Linked DNA regions of Homo sapiens: all the other regions are linked to region 3. Evidence: chromatin contacts called from ENCODE Hi-C or POLR2A ChIA-PET data. All regions are on one chromosome and are shown on one strand. The core of a region is the stretch at or near the end of the contact, and the rest is flanking DNA. Distances in the headings are between cores, read along the strand shown. Region 1 overlaps ATXN1 (ataxin 1). Region 2 overlaps ATXN1 (ataxin 1). Region 3 overlaps ATXN1 (ataxin 1).

Region 1 (3,839 bases), core at 185-2,684, 170 kb after region 3:
AAAAGGCATCTTTTGCTTTCTCCCATCTGGCCATTAAAAAAAAAAATAGTTATTTACCAAAGAAGATTCTTTTTGTAATACAATCAATCACTTCCTCCTGTGTTTAGGGTTCAAATCTAGAAGTCCATATGTCAGTCTAGCTTAGAGCAAAATGTAGCTTTCTTCACCTTGGACTAGAACAACCTATGAGAGAAAGATGGTGCCCAATGGGCCAGCACACAGCTGCTTTCTAAATTGACAGCCCTGAGCTTCTCCATGGACAGTGTTCCAAAACTAACTGTGGCTGTTAGGATAAAGAGGGCAGTTTCTCAGCTTCAGTGCCTTTAAGGTTATTTCAACTTTCCACCTCTGTTAACTACGCTGCAGAAACTTTTGACACTGAACTCTCCTTAATATCCATAAGCCAGAGATGTTCATTAGAAAAATTTCTCACTCCTCATCAGACAGCTGAAGACCTGAGTCCTTTGTCTTCCCCTATTCTGGAGATCACATTGAAGGGATTTTTGGGCTACCTGAAAGTGTTTATGACAGACAGACTCTTGGATTCAGGCTTAGGACAAGCAAACCTTTCATATGAGTCCTTAAAAACAGACAGTGCTCTGTTTGTAACTTTGAACTCCATTCTAGTACAAACATGCTTGGCAACTAGTGCCGGAGGGTTAACCAGAGAGTTTTCTTCCTGGCAAATTGCTCTGCCGCCACCATGGGTATTAACACTCCAGGATCCCTGCAACTTTCCCTTCTTCCTCTATTCCTCATCCCCTGCCCTGAGATATTATCTGTGCCCAAGCTGCAGGGGTTGAGGTCACACATCTGGTGCCAAGGAGCTGTCAGTGCCTCCAGCAGTGGCACAGTTCATGGTTCACGGTTCTTCTCCTGGCCCCTCCCTTGGTCTGGCATGCTGACAGAAAATTGTTCTTTTTTTCATCATTTGTCTGTGACTCAGAGGCAGACCATGGGGCCAACAAATCCAGCCCATGATCACGCTTGAAGGCACAGGGATATCTAGAAGTCATCCCCCAAACTTCAGGGACTATTGTCAAACCTTCTTGGGATACAGACATATTTCTCAGATCTCCTTTGGAAAGATCTTAGACTTGCTTGACAGGGGTCCTTGGAGATGATCAAATCCATAACCCTCCTCTCATTTTAAAGTTTTCTTTATTGGATTCTTTATGGGAGACCAAGTTCCTTATTGGATTGCTTCCTGTGGACCAAGGATGATGTTTTCTAGGGACTTATTGAAACTTGAGAGTCGGAAGTGGTCTGAAGGATTGTTTGATTTAGTGGTCCTGTGAACTGACATTGCCTAATAGCTGTTGTAACATAAAGATTCTCAGGTCTCAGCCCCACCCCTTACCCAAACCCTTGGCTAATTCCACAGAGGCCTGTCTCACTCTGTCGCCCAGGCTGGAGTGCAGTGGCTCTCCAGGGTTTTCTGAAGCCACATTTGAAAACCACTTATATAACCCAACTTCCTCATTTTCCTAAGGCTCAGAGAACTTCGGTTATTTGCCAAAGGCCGCACAACAGTTAATGACAGGCCTAAGACTTCCACCCAGTTCCCAGCGTGCTCAACCAGTGATGGTCTTTGCATTTACTTTCTGAGCATTTAGCGTTCAGTAAAACCTCAATCATTTACTCTCTGCTAATAGAGATAATGTATTCTTAATGAATATATAATTCAATTTCCTTGAATGTATTATATAACCTATAAAATTTTAGGATCTTATTAGCAAGTTAAATGTCTCCTTTCTTAAATTAGGGCTGGTTTTTTTTTTTTGAAGAATTAAGGATTCTTCATTAATTCGCCTTCATGTTCTAAGAGTGATAAGAGACTTCACGGGAAACAAATCAGAAGCACAAGTGAGTGAAATTTTCTTTAGGACAACGAAAGAAATGGTCAATGAACTAACATATTTGTTAACTTCTACAGACAACACACACACACACACATACGTACATGCACACACACATACACACACACCCTCCCACTTCTGGCTCCAGAAATTACTTGTTACTTACTATGTGGGAAGGAATTCAAATGCTTTCACTGTTATGTCAGGTCAATCTGTTAAGTGTATTGTAAATTTTTGCCACATCAGTATCCCACTTTGATCACTAATGCCATTTGTATATTAGCTTGTAATACACACTGATCATAAAGCAATAAAACTGCATTTTGCTAAACTTTAAAAATGAAGGCTTTTGCCCAATGACACTGACATCCTCACGCCACCACCTCCCCGCCCCCATTATTCAGAATAAGTGGAGTGTGGAGCATTGGGTTTTCCCTTTCTGGGGAGGAACAAATGAATGAGTAACTAGTGAGGGCATCTTAGGGAGTTCCCCCGCCCACAGACTATGAGGCATCTTGATTTGAAAGGAATACACAATATTGCTGCTGCACCCACACCACACGCACACAAAAACACTTTTAAAGTTGACTTCTTACATAAAAGCCAGCAGTACTCCCTGCTAGAATCTGAAGAAAAGAATATTATTATTACTATTATTATTTTACTGGCAAGGCCTTTCAGGGGGTTATGCTTCATTCAATTGAGCCTAATTGATAAAGCTAACACATGTTTACAGGTAATAAAAATGAAGTACTATCTACATGGAAACAAATCAGGGAGCAGAGGAACCAGTCATTATTCATTCTTTAAACTGTAAAAACTAAAATGTTCTCTAAGCATTATCAAGTCCTAAACAAAAATATAATTTCACAAAGCAAAGACATTCATTTTATCGTTCAATAAATTATTTTAAGAGCAGAAAGCACTGACTTTAGCTTTACTGGTATATTTATTTGTTATCTCTGTTCTTAAAAATGGAATATTTCCAGGGACAAAAAGTATAAGTAATACGTGATTAATATGGTTTCATATATTTTAAAAATATCTGACATTTAAAACAATATCTTAATACCGAATATTCTTAATGAAAAGTTCTGTTTTTTTTGAAAAGTCCTCCATACATACATGTCAATTCACAAAAATGCAAATTCTAAAAATTACTCAAAATGCATTGTCTTTTCGCTTCCTGATACTATATTTTGCAGTGCATGGTGGCAAAGGCAATAAGGTTTTTGGTAATACCTTGTTACACAGATTATTTATAGTCATCCCAAAACATACATAACACAGAGTCTTAAATTTTAAAACCATATCAGATACTAAAATATACAACTTATCCTTCCAGGTCTTTCCTAAAAGGTATACATACACTTCCGAAGTAGTATAAAAAAAAGAGGTCATTTCAAATCTGATAACGCACTGTGAATTAGTGAATTATCTTAACAACACTGTCCTAATTAAGACCAATAAGAAAGCCATCCATCCAATATTCCACGAGACAGCCAGGCTTCCCGTTGTGTAATTATTCACCTCATAGTGGTCCACCTTGAAGGCATGCAACACATTATGCCGAAAAGAGATATTTATATAGAAGGGAATTACTTAGGACATGCGGATGTCCCTAAAATAAAGATTCTTGACCACTCGAGCTACTCAGTATTTCTCTCTAGGCTAGAAACAGAAAAGATTAAATAACATATTCATATGGGAAGTCAATTTTTCCATCAATGAAAAGCAAGAAACCGTAAGAGCATTTCAAGGCAAGATCTTTTAAAGTCCTACAAATATTTAAGTATAACCTCTCTACACTTTTTAAAAATACAGTTTATTTAAAGATATAAGGAAAGTCCATCAAATAAACAAGAAATATTTACTGAGAACCTCCTTTGTGGCCAGGATTATGTTTCTATCTAAGTCCCATGAACTTGGAGCATATTTACAAAATTATTTAACTTTATAAAGTATTTCAATGAATAATGC
Region 2 (4,283 bases), core at 357-2,856, 220 kb after region 3:
AAAATTAGTCGGGCATGGTGGTGCACGCCTGTACAGCTACTCAGGAGGCTGGGGCAGGAGAATCACCTGAACCCGGGAGATGGACATTACAGTGACGTGAGATTGTGCCATTGCACCCCAGCCTGGGCAACAGAGTGAGTGAGGCTCCGTCCCAAAATAAATAAATTAATAAATGGAAATGAACAATAACTTGGAATTTCCTTTATAAAATTAGATGTCTGCATATTAAATGAAGTTTGTTACTGCTTGATTACAATTTAAATTCAAGATTATCACTAAAAATCCCTTTATAGGTAGAAGTTAGGGAAAAAGATGTGTGAACGCAAAGCTTTCTGGAGTTAAAGGGTAAAACAGTATGTATATATATATATATATATAAATGTATTTATACATATATAATGTAATATAAAATATTTATGTACAATAATATATTTCTTAATTCTACAAAATACAGAAAGAATATTATAAGAAAATGTCCCACCTTCCTTAGGAACCATGTGTACCAAGACTTTTTAGGAATAGCACCCTGCCTGAAGATTGTATTCTTGCCCACTGTTCTTTCCTAACAAAATTTCCCTTCAAGTTCTCCTTTCGTTGTGAACTTCAGTTATTGCCTTTCCACTGGCTAAACACAACCACACATATCTTTCAAAAGCTAATTGAAGCATAAAGAAGTTAAACATGATTTATTCCAGGTCAAATTTCAAGTCAGTGGAAAAGCCATAAATACAGACCTTCCTCTTGCTGAGTGTTCTGGGTGCCGGGCCATGCTGCAGGGTGAAATTTTGACTTTTGATTGGTGTTTTCAAAATTCCTTTGTGTATTTAAAAGTAGCTCATATTGACAAGATAGAAGGAAGAAGCTTGGACAAATGTCATTAACGTTGCACAATTTCACATTCCTGGACCTATCACAGGTGCCACTGGTTATTAACATATGCATGTAAAACTCCCTGAAAGACACTGTATAACTGGCTCAAATGCCTACAAATGGAAGGAGGTTTAGTAGCCTAAAATATACTCTATTTTTCCCTTTAAGTGCAACTGAATCACAATCCACGAGAAGCAGTTTGTGCAAAAAAAAAATGCTCTGCATGTAAGAGCTACACTAAACTGCACTAGACCCCGTTCTAAGATAAGACCCGTATTAACAGAGCCAGGGAAGAATGAAAAGAAGATTCTGGGAGTGCAAGATGCATTCAGGGGAAAAAAACATCACAAGCACTGAGCTGCAATGAGAAATGAGGGCATCAGAGTCGTCATAAAAAAAAATCACAAGCATGTGCAGATTAGACAGATAACGAGAGAGGCTTTTTTTTTCTTTTCTTTTTTTTTTTTTTTTTTTTTTTTTTTTTAATAAAAACGGAGGTCATTCCTCTTGCTTTCAGGAGCTTGAAAAATAAACCAGAGCGACCAAGGGCTGCAAGGCTTTGACCTTCTGGTGAAGACAGCCTTTAGCAGGAGGAACCTAATCCCAGGAAGTTGTCTGTACTTTGCTTTCTGCTACCACACTAGAAGATTACTTGATCAAACAAATGGGCATTTTTCCCCATGATATCTCTGTATCATGAAAAAGTACATTTGTCATTTAATTTTTATCTAATTGTATTGCCGTTTCCTTCTCCGCCTCTTTCTCCCACCTACCCCCACCCCTCCTACACTGGCATTCTCTGTGGTCAAAGAATCTGTTTCAGTATTAGTGTTCAATATAGCAAATGTCAAGTAAACACTCTACACATTTCCTGTGCTATTTAAAGCACCCTAAGCAATTATTTGCTCTAAAGTATTAAACTGTAAATTTTCTTAGCTGGTGCCAATTCCTATAGTAATAGCTGTCACAGAAAAGTACTTTAGAGTACTCAAACACGGCTTTTAAACCGGCAACACTCATGCTACATTTGCCAAGACTTTTCTAGTTGTCATATTTTTATAGCATGTTTTTGAGACAATGGACTAACTGCAACAAAGTGTCATATGTAGCTCTTTTTTCATATTTGAAGCTTTATAGGCACACTGTAGTCTTTCAACATAATTTTTCTCCAAGCAAAAAGATGAGATAGAACATAAAAATAGGCAGACGCACATGGTCACACTTCAATCTCATCGTTATACTGCTTGGTGTTACAGGCCAGAATCATGACCATTGGAAAATATCACTCCGGCCGGGTGTGGTGGCTCACGCCTGTAATCCCAGCACTTTAGGAGGCCGAGGCAGGTGGATCACTTGAGGTCAGGAGTTTGAGACCAGCCTGGCCAACATGGTGAAACCCCGTCTCTACTGAAAATACAAAAATTAACCAGGCGTGCTAATGGGTGCCTGTAATTCCAGCTACTTTGGAGGCTGAGGCAGGAGAATTGCTTGAACTCAGGAGGCAGAGGTTGCAATAAGCCGAGATGGCACCACTCCACTCAAGTCTGGGTAACAGAGTGAGACTCCATCTCACACACACACAAAAAAAAATCACTCCATTTGATAAAGCTCCAAATCATAATAGCTGATAAAAGAGTCCCCCAACACTAGTTCTATAAAGGGTGCACACTGTATTTACACATACAAATGCATGCAGCACTTGAAAAATATTAAGCAACCAAAACATACATATGTAAATATGTGCAAAGACTAATATACTTCTACATGTATGCCCTTATTAAGTACTTTTATGTTTGACTAGATGTGCTTCTTTTGAAATCTTTTTAGCTTCATTACATGTTTTTGTAATTTCATGGAAGTAAATTAAAAGTAACATAGTTCTAAATCCTAAACAGCTAAGACTGCATTAAATTGCCACCTCCATCTACAGAATTGTATGGCCCTTGAAAAACTTCCATGGATGAGTGCAATTTGCAACCAAAACCAAAAGCCTCTTTACCTATTTTTTAAATGTAGTGAATTATTCAAACATATTTTCCAACCGATGAAAGAATTCTCTTATTCCTGCCATGCCGGGACCCATTCTGAGTTTTACACCCACCATACCAGGTATTACTACTTGCTGAAAGCCTGCATTAAAGCATTAAGGGACAACAACAAGGTTACATTATCTTAACATATTCCACTTAATGGTTTTTGATTGTGTTATGAAGTGCCCTCACATTGGTTCCCAAAAATGTTTGCTATTTTAAGAGCCACACTATTAAGAACCACAAGTCAGCCAGGCACGGCAGCTCATGTCTGTAATCCCAACACTTTGGGAGGCCGAGGCGGGAGGATGGCTTGAGGCCAAGAGTTCGAGACAAGCTTTGGCAACATAGCAAGACCCTGTCTCTACAAAAAAATTTTAAAAATTAGTTGGGTGTGGTGGTGCACAGCGGCAGTCCCAGCTAATCGGGAGGCTGAGGTAGGAGGATCACTTGAGCCCAAGGGTTCAAGGCTGCAGTAAAGCTGTGATCATGCCACTGCACTCCAGTTCGGACAACAGACTGAGAACTGACCTCTTGGAAAAAAAAAAGAAACAGGCCAGGCATGGTGGTTCACACCTATAATCCCGGTACTTTGGGAGGCCGAGGTCGGGAGTTCAAGACCAGCTTGACCAACATGGAGAAACCCCATCTTGACTAAAAATACAAAATTAGCTGGGTGTGGTGGCATATGCCTGTAATCCCAGCTACTTGGGAGGCTGAGGCAGGAGAATCACTTGAATCCGGGAGGGAGAGGTTACAGTGAGCCAAGATCGTGCCATTGCACTCCAGCCTGGGCAACAAGAGCAAAACTCCATCTCAAATGAAAAAGAACCACTGGCTGGGTGGAGTGGCTCATGCCTGTAATCTCAGCACTTTGGGAGGCCAAGGTAGGTGGATTTCTTGTGGTCAGGAGTTCAAAACCAGCCTGGCCAACATGGTGAAACCCCAGCCACTCCGGAGGCTGACGCAGGAGAATCGCTTGAACCCAAGAGGCGGAGATTGCAGTGAGCCAAGATCTCACCACTGCACTCCAGCCTAGGCAACCGACAGAGTGAGACCCCATATAAAAAAAAAATGTCTATAGACTATAGAGTTAAGATTTGTGAATTATAACCTGACAAGCTTGTGAGAGATCTGTTGGCACAGTCATATGAAATCATCCTTCTCAGGTGTTCTGTTTGCTACAAAACATAGCATGCTTTACTTGGAAGGGCATGCCTCATTTGAGTGAGGCAAAAATATTGTCATCTCACCAAGAATTCCCAACACTAGTCATGACACTGGGCATCCCCGCAAGGAACGCTCGCCTTCACTTTTTAAAGGTTTGTTCTGACCCAGTTCTTCTTTGTTCTCCATGATGGTGCGAGAAAAGAAGGAAGAAGG
Region 3 (4,361 bases), core at 425-2,924:
ATCATTGTGAGTGACTAATGCTTTACCTATATAAAACTAGGGCCAGGCACAGTGGCTTATACCTAGCACTGTGGGAGGCAGAGGTGGGAGAATCACTTGAGTCCAGGAGTTCAAGACCAACCAGAGGAGCACAGTGAAACCCCATCTCTACCAAAAATACAAAAATTAGCTGGGCATGGTGGCACACACCTGTAGTCCCAAGCTACTTGGGAGGCTAAGGTGGGAGGACTGCTTGAACCCCAGGAGGTTGAGGCTGCAATGAGCTGTGAGTGCACCACTGCACTCCAGCCTGGGTGACAGAGTGAGGCCCTGTCTCATAAATAAATAAATAAATAGAAATAAAAATACAGTAAAGGTATACAGAAAGCAGAAGGTTAATTTTACCAACCTTCTGAGGGAGGAAGACAAATGTCACCTTGGCCAACCAAATAGATCTGGGAAGATTTTGTCTTTTTATAAAGCTTGTCTATTTAAGGGTGGGAAGTCAGCAGAAAAACTGCTTGCCAATAGTACACTTCTCCCACTTTAATGAAATCGGTTGGCTGTGAAAATATGTGCATCAAAGTTTTAAAGAGTTTTCTGTCACATCCAGTAGACTTATAATACAGATTGCTACAGATGGAAGATTTATCCTCACTTGATGTAGCAACAGCACTACGTTCTTTGAACTGTAACAAAGCTTTTGATTTTTTTTTTCCCACGTGGTAGATGAATCTTAGTAAGAAAATACAGACTTGATATGACACATACTCAACTACTGTAAAGTGGGTGCTTAATTTAGTTAGGGAGAGGAAGGGGTGGAAGCTGGGGAAAGTCCTGCTTAGAGGGCACCTCACTAGCCACTAGAGGGCATTAACATGTGAATAAAATCATCCTGATTTCCAGGATTCAAACAGCAGACACCATGCATGGGAATTAATGGGGCTCTGCTTCACTCTTCCTTTCCCTTTATAAATGTCCAGAGAGCTAACAACTGCAAAGATGTGGAAGTATATCTAAACTCTTTTTATGTTTTAACACAATAGACATTTAAGGGAATAAACTTGAGCCATGCTAGCTCCAGGACTAGGATTGACATATGTTTCCTTCAGGGTGCCCGATTTCCATTCTTCAGAAGTCCACAACCTTCTGAATAACAGAGGTCTTTTCTCCCTCAGAATCAACCTAGCAACAAGTCCGAAACCTCCAAAAACTTCTCATACCTGTAATCCTAGCACTTTGGGAAGCCAAAGTGAGAGGATTGCTTGAGCCCAGGAATTCAAGACCAGCCATGTCTCCAAAACTTCCAAAAACTTCTCCAGCCTGCTTGCTAAAAATTCAAGTTGATAGTCCACCCATTGCAAAAGGATATTTCCTTCAGGAAGCAGGAGGAAGATAAGCGAGGCTGGGGAAGACTGAAGACAACAGTCCTCAGTTCTGAGGAGAATGAGCGGGAAGTGATTGATGGTCAGTCCCAGGCCACCGCCCTGCCTTAGTGGGTGTCTTTGCCACGAGGTGGCCTTCCAGGTAGCTTGGCTTCCTTCTGCACCTAAGCTTATAATGGCAAGACTAACCTTGCCTCTCCAGCCCCCATCTTTCTCCTCAAACGGTCCCTCTAATCTTTGTACATACTCATGGGTTCAATTACCAGGCAGGATGCCCTGAGGCAGCCAGGTGTTAGTTGGCAACAGAACACACAAAGGCCTCCCCGCCTCCATTCAGCGTCAGGGTGATAAAGATATCATTACCCTCAAAGCCAGCTCCTCAGAAGTTCTGCCACCACGGCAGATATGAAAGGCTTTACCACATAGTTTTCATACACAGTTCTTCTTCCTCAGAAAGCACCATTTGTTTGAGTATCCGTAAATAACTCCTACAGAAGACACAATTTGCTCTAATGTTTTGGAGCTATGGAATTTATTATGATCACAGAACCAGGAAATAGCTGAATGTGAAAACAGGAACATCTCAAATCACCCCTCAGCTCTAAGAAGAGTAACGCATTTCAAATTAAAAGCAAAGTCATTGCTGTGTTTACTGTTCTCTCTCAATGAGGGGCCTGCACTCCCAGGACAGTGTCAGCATACTTAGCTTTTCAAATACTAAATAAAAACAACAGCATCTCCAAGTTCTAAGCATTTATAAAAGGTATTCTCTTTTAAAGATAAAGACAAGTTTAGAAGGCAGGCCCCTTTTTTTGTCGCAATCGGTTAAAAAGTGAAGAGAAATAGAATGGGCTGAACAAAATATATAGCAGGCTCTGTGGTCTGCTTTTTCTAAAAGTTCTGCCCACAGATTTTCAGACACCAACAGCAACAAACAGTCATTCCCTCCCTCCTGCAAGTGAGGGTGACAGCCAATGCCAGGAGCTACAGCAACAGAAGAATGTACTTTAAAAGAGAGACAGGAGAATGGCTTAGACCCTCTACCTGCCATCACCATCACCTCCTAACCAGAAATGACAACAAGCAGCACTTTCTAGGAATTTGTTAGTGGCTGTGATCATGTGTCCTTCTTGCACTCACGTTTCTCTTTTGACCAAATATTATTTAGTAAGATGTGGTTGAGTGGCCCCTGGGAATCACCATTGAAACAGAAGGCTTTCTAAGTAAAATATCTGTTCAGTATCTGTTCTTGCAGTGCAAAGCACATTTCAAAAGTTCAGCCAACGGCTAGGAAAATGTTTGGGGCACGCAGAATCCCTTCTACGCCAACAGAACTAATCTCATGTATGCATTTTTCAGCTCCTGAGTTGAGAAGACATATTAAAAACCCAGCAACATGTTTATCTTCATTAAACAGCAAATGTCCTTTCAAACAATATACAACAGGGCAGAGATCACTGTTTGTGCTAATGGAAAGTGATCAAAAGCCCCAAGATTCTTTGGTTAGCTGACTCTGAAGCCTGCTCGTGCTTGAGTTTCTACACAAAGTACATCAAAAGAATATAGATATCACTGGAGATTCTAAATGTTTAAAGTCTCTAGGACTAGCAAGAAAATATGCTTGAAACTATAGGAAATGGGGAACAGAACATTACTGTTGACTTCCACCTTTTCCCTGTAACACAATACATTACAATCTATAAATAGCTTAGGCTGTCTGTTTAAATATGCACCTCCCCCGGAAAAGATAGAGGCTTCCGATCATCTTGCTATTTGCAAGGAATCTTACTCACAAATCAATCTAACAGGCCACGGTGATATTATGGGGATGTAAAAGGGACTGAAATGATCAAGAGCGTCACGTGTCTTCCAAGCCAAGTGGGGTCCTATGCCTTGCTGGTTTGAAGAAGTGGGAGAAACTTCATCAAGAGCAGCAACTCAGGTGTCTGTCCACCAGAGTAAGCAGGAGGTTCTGACCAGCAAGGGTAGCCTAGGGCATGGGAGGGAGGGAGACAGTGACTTTAAAGCTTTCCTGTTCTGTCACACTTCCTGCACCTCTGCCCAGAGGTGGCTGCTCCACAGACCCAAGCAGAAAGCAGACAAGAAAGGCAAGATGTCAGGAATTCTCTTCTCTCCCAGTAGCATCTTTCCTGTTCTAGCCTAAATGCAGGGGAAAAAGATTTGGGGCTGAGGCACCTCTGAATCCCAGGGAGCTCAGGAGCTCACTCTGATTCCTTGGAGCTGAAGAGTTGCTGTGTGCAAGCTGCACACAGCCGTAGCGTCTCTCATTAGACTCTCTTCTACCACTAGAGCCAGGCAGCTATGAAGAGTGACATGACCAGCCAGCCCCAGAAAGCAAAACGGGAATGCAATCAATACATGCCTCCTCTCGCCCATCAAACAGCTTTCTTCCTCCTTTCTCCCAAATCAAAACTGACTCCCTCTTGTTGGATCACAAAGAGCAAGAACGCAATGTGCAGTAGCCTTGTGGAGCTTAAAAAAAAGAAAAACAAAAAAAGACTGTCAGCTTGCAAGAATTTTACCAACCGGCAAGACATTACCCCTCATGTCCCAGAGCCATAGGGAGGCTGCGTCTGAGAGCGAGGCACACCAGCAGGAGAGAGACAGTTCTCATGGGTGGATGGTGAACCCTCTCTTATCAACAGCTAGACTCAGCAACCACACATTCCGTTTTACTTTCTCGCCCACATTCAAACCATTTTATCTCCACTAGAGGGCCAGGATGGAGATGAAATTTCAGCCTGGCAGTTTTGCTGCTGATTTAAGATTTGATCCTAAACCTTGGGGAGGGAGGGCTCGAAGGAAGGGAGGTGGGGTTAAGGCAACTCAGATACTCACGTGGGCATATCTGGGTCCCAGGCAATCCCTGGGTTCTGCCACAGGCTCTCTATCTCATGGGATGACACTGTTATTAAAATAATATCCACGGCACTTTGGGAGGCCAAGGTGGGCAGATCACGAGGTCAAGAGATCGAG

Evidence for each region. A loop is a pair of places that touch in the nucleus more often than their neighbours do. ChIA-PET counts read pairs that join two places held with the same protein, here RNA polymerase II (POLR2A). Pooled maps may share reads with other maps.
Region 1: a loop to region 3 is called in a pooled map, with 3 times the contacts of the local background. The contact joins two enhancer-like sites. A Hi-C loop is called at or near these places in 1 of 168 maps with a recorded cell type or tissue (sigmoid colon), 15 of 37 single-sample maps with no recorded cell type and 14 of 50 pooled maps. POLR2A ChIA-PET finds 5 or more read pairs at or near these places in 5 of 52 experiments (CD4-positive, alpha-beta memory T cell, GM12878, MCF 10A and 2 more).
Region 2: a loop to region 3 is called in a map with no recorded cell type, with 4 times the contacts of the local background. The contact joins two enhancer-like sites. A Hi-C loop is called at or near these places in 2 of 37 single-sample maps with no recorded cell type and 8 of 50 pooled maps. POLR2A ChIA-PET finds 5 or more read pairs at or near these places in 5 of 52 experiments (GM12878, HCT116, WTC11 and 2 more).

What each region holds. Positions count from the first base shown.
Region 1 is chr6:16,683,082-16,686,920 of GRCh38, forward strand. The region is part of intron 2 of ATXN1 (ataxin 1); the gene reads right to left. Among named protein-coding and RNA genes, the nearest start is that of ATXN1-AS1, 76 kb to the right of the region's middle. Within about 2 kb of position 1,435, at least 15 of the 41 ENCODE cell types and tissues checked have a DNase peak (open chromatin) inside an H3K27ac peak, as active enhancers do.
Region 2 is chr6:16,730,130-16,734,412 of GRCh38, forward strand. All of the region lies in intron 2 of ATXN1 (ataxin 1), which reads right to left. Among named protein-coding and RNA genes, the nearest start is that of ATXN1-AS1, 29 kb to the right of the region's middle. Within about 2 kb of position 1,607, at least 3 of the 41 ENCODE cell types and tissues checked have a DNase peak (open chromatin) inside an H3K27ac peak, as active enhancers do.
Region 3 is chr6:16,510,422-16,514,782 of GRCh38, forward strand. All of the region lies in intron 5 of ATXN1 (ataxin 1), which reads right to left. Among named protein-coding and RNA genes, the nearest start is that of ATXN1-AS1, 250 kb to the right of the region's middle. Within about 2 kb of position 1,675, at least 7 of the 41 ENCODE cell types and tissues checked have a DNase peak (open chromatin) inside an H3K27ac peak, as active enhancers do.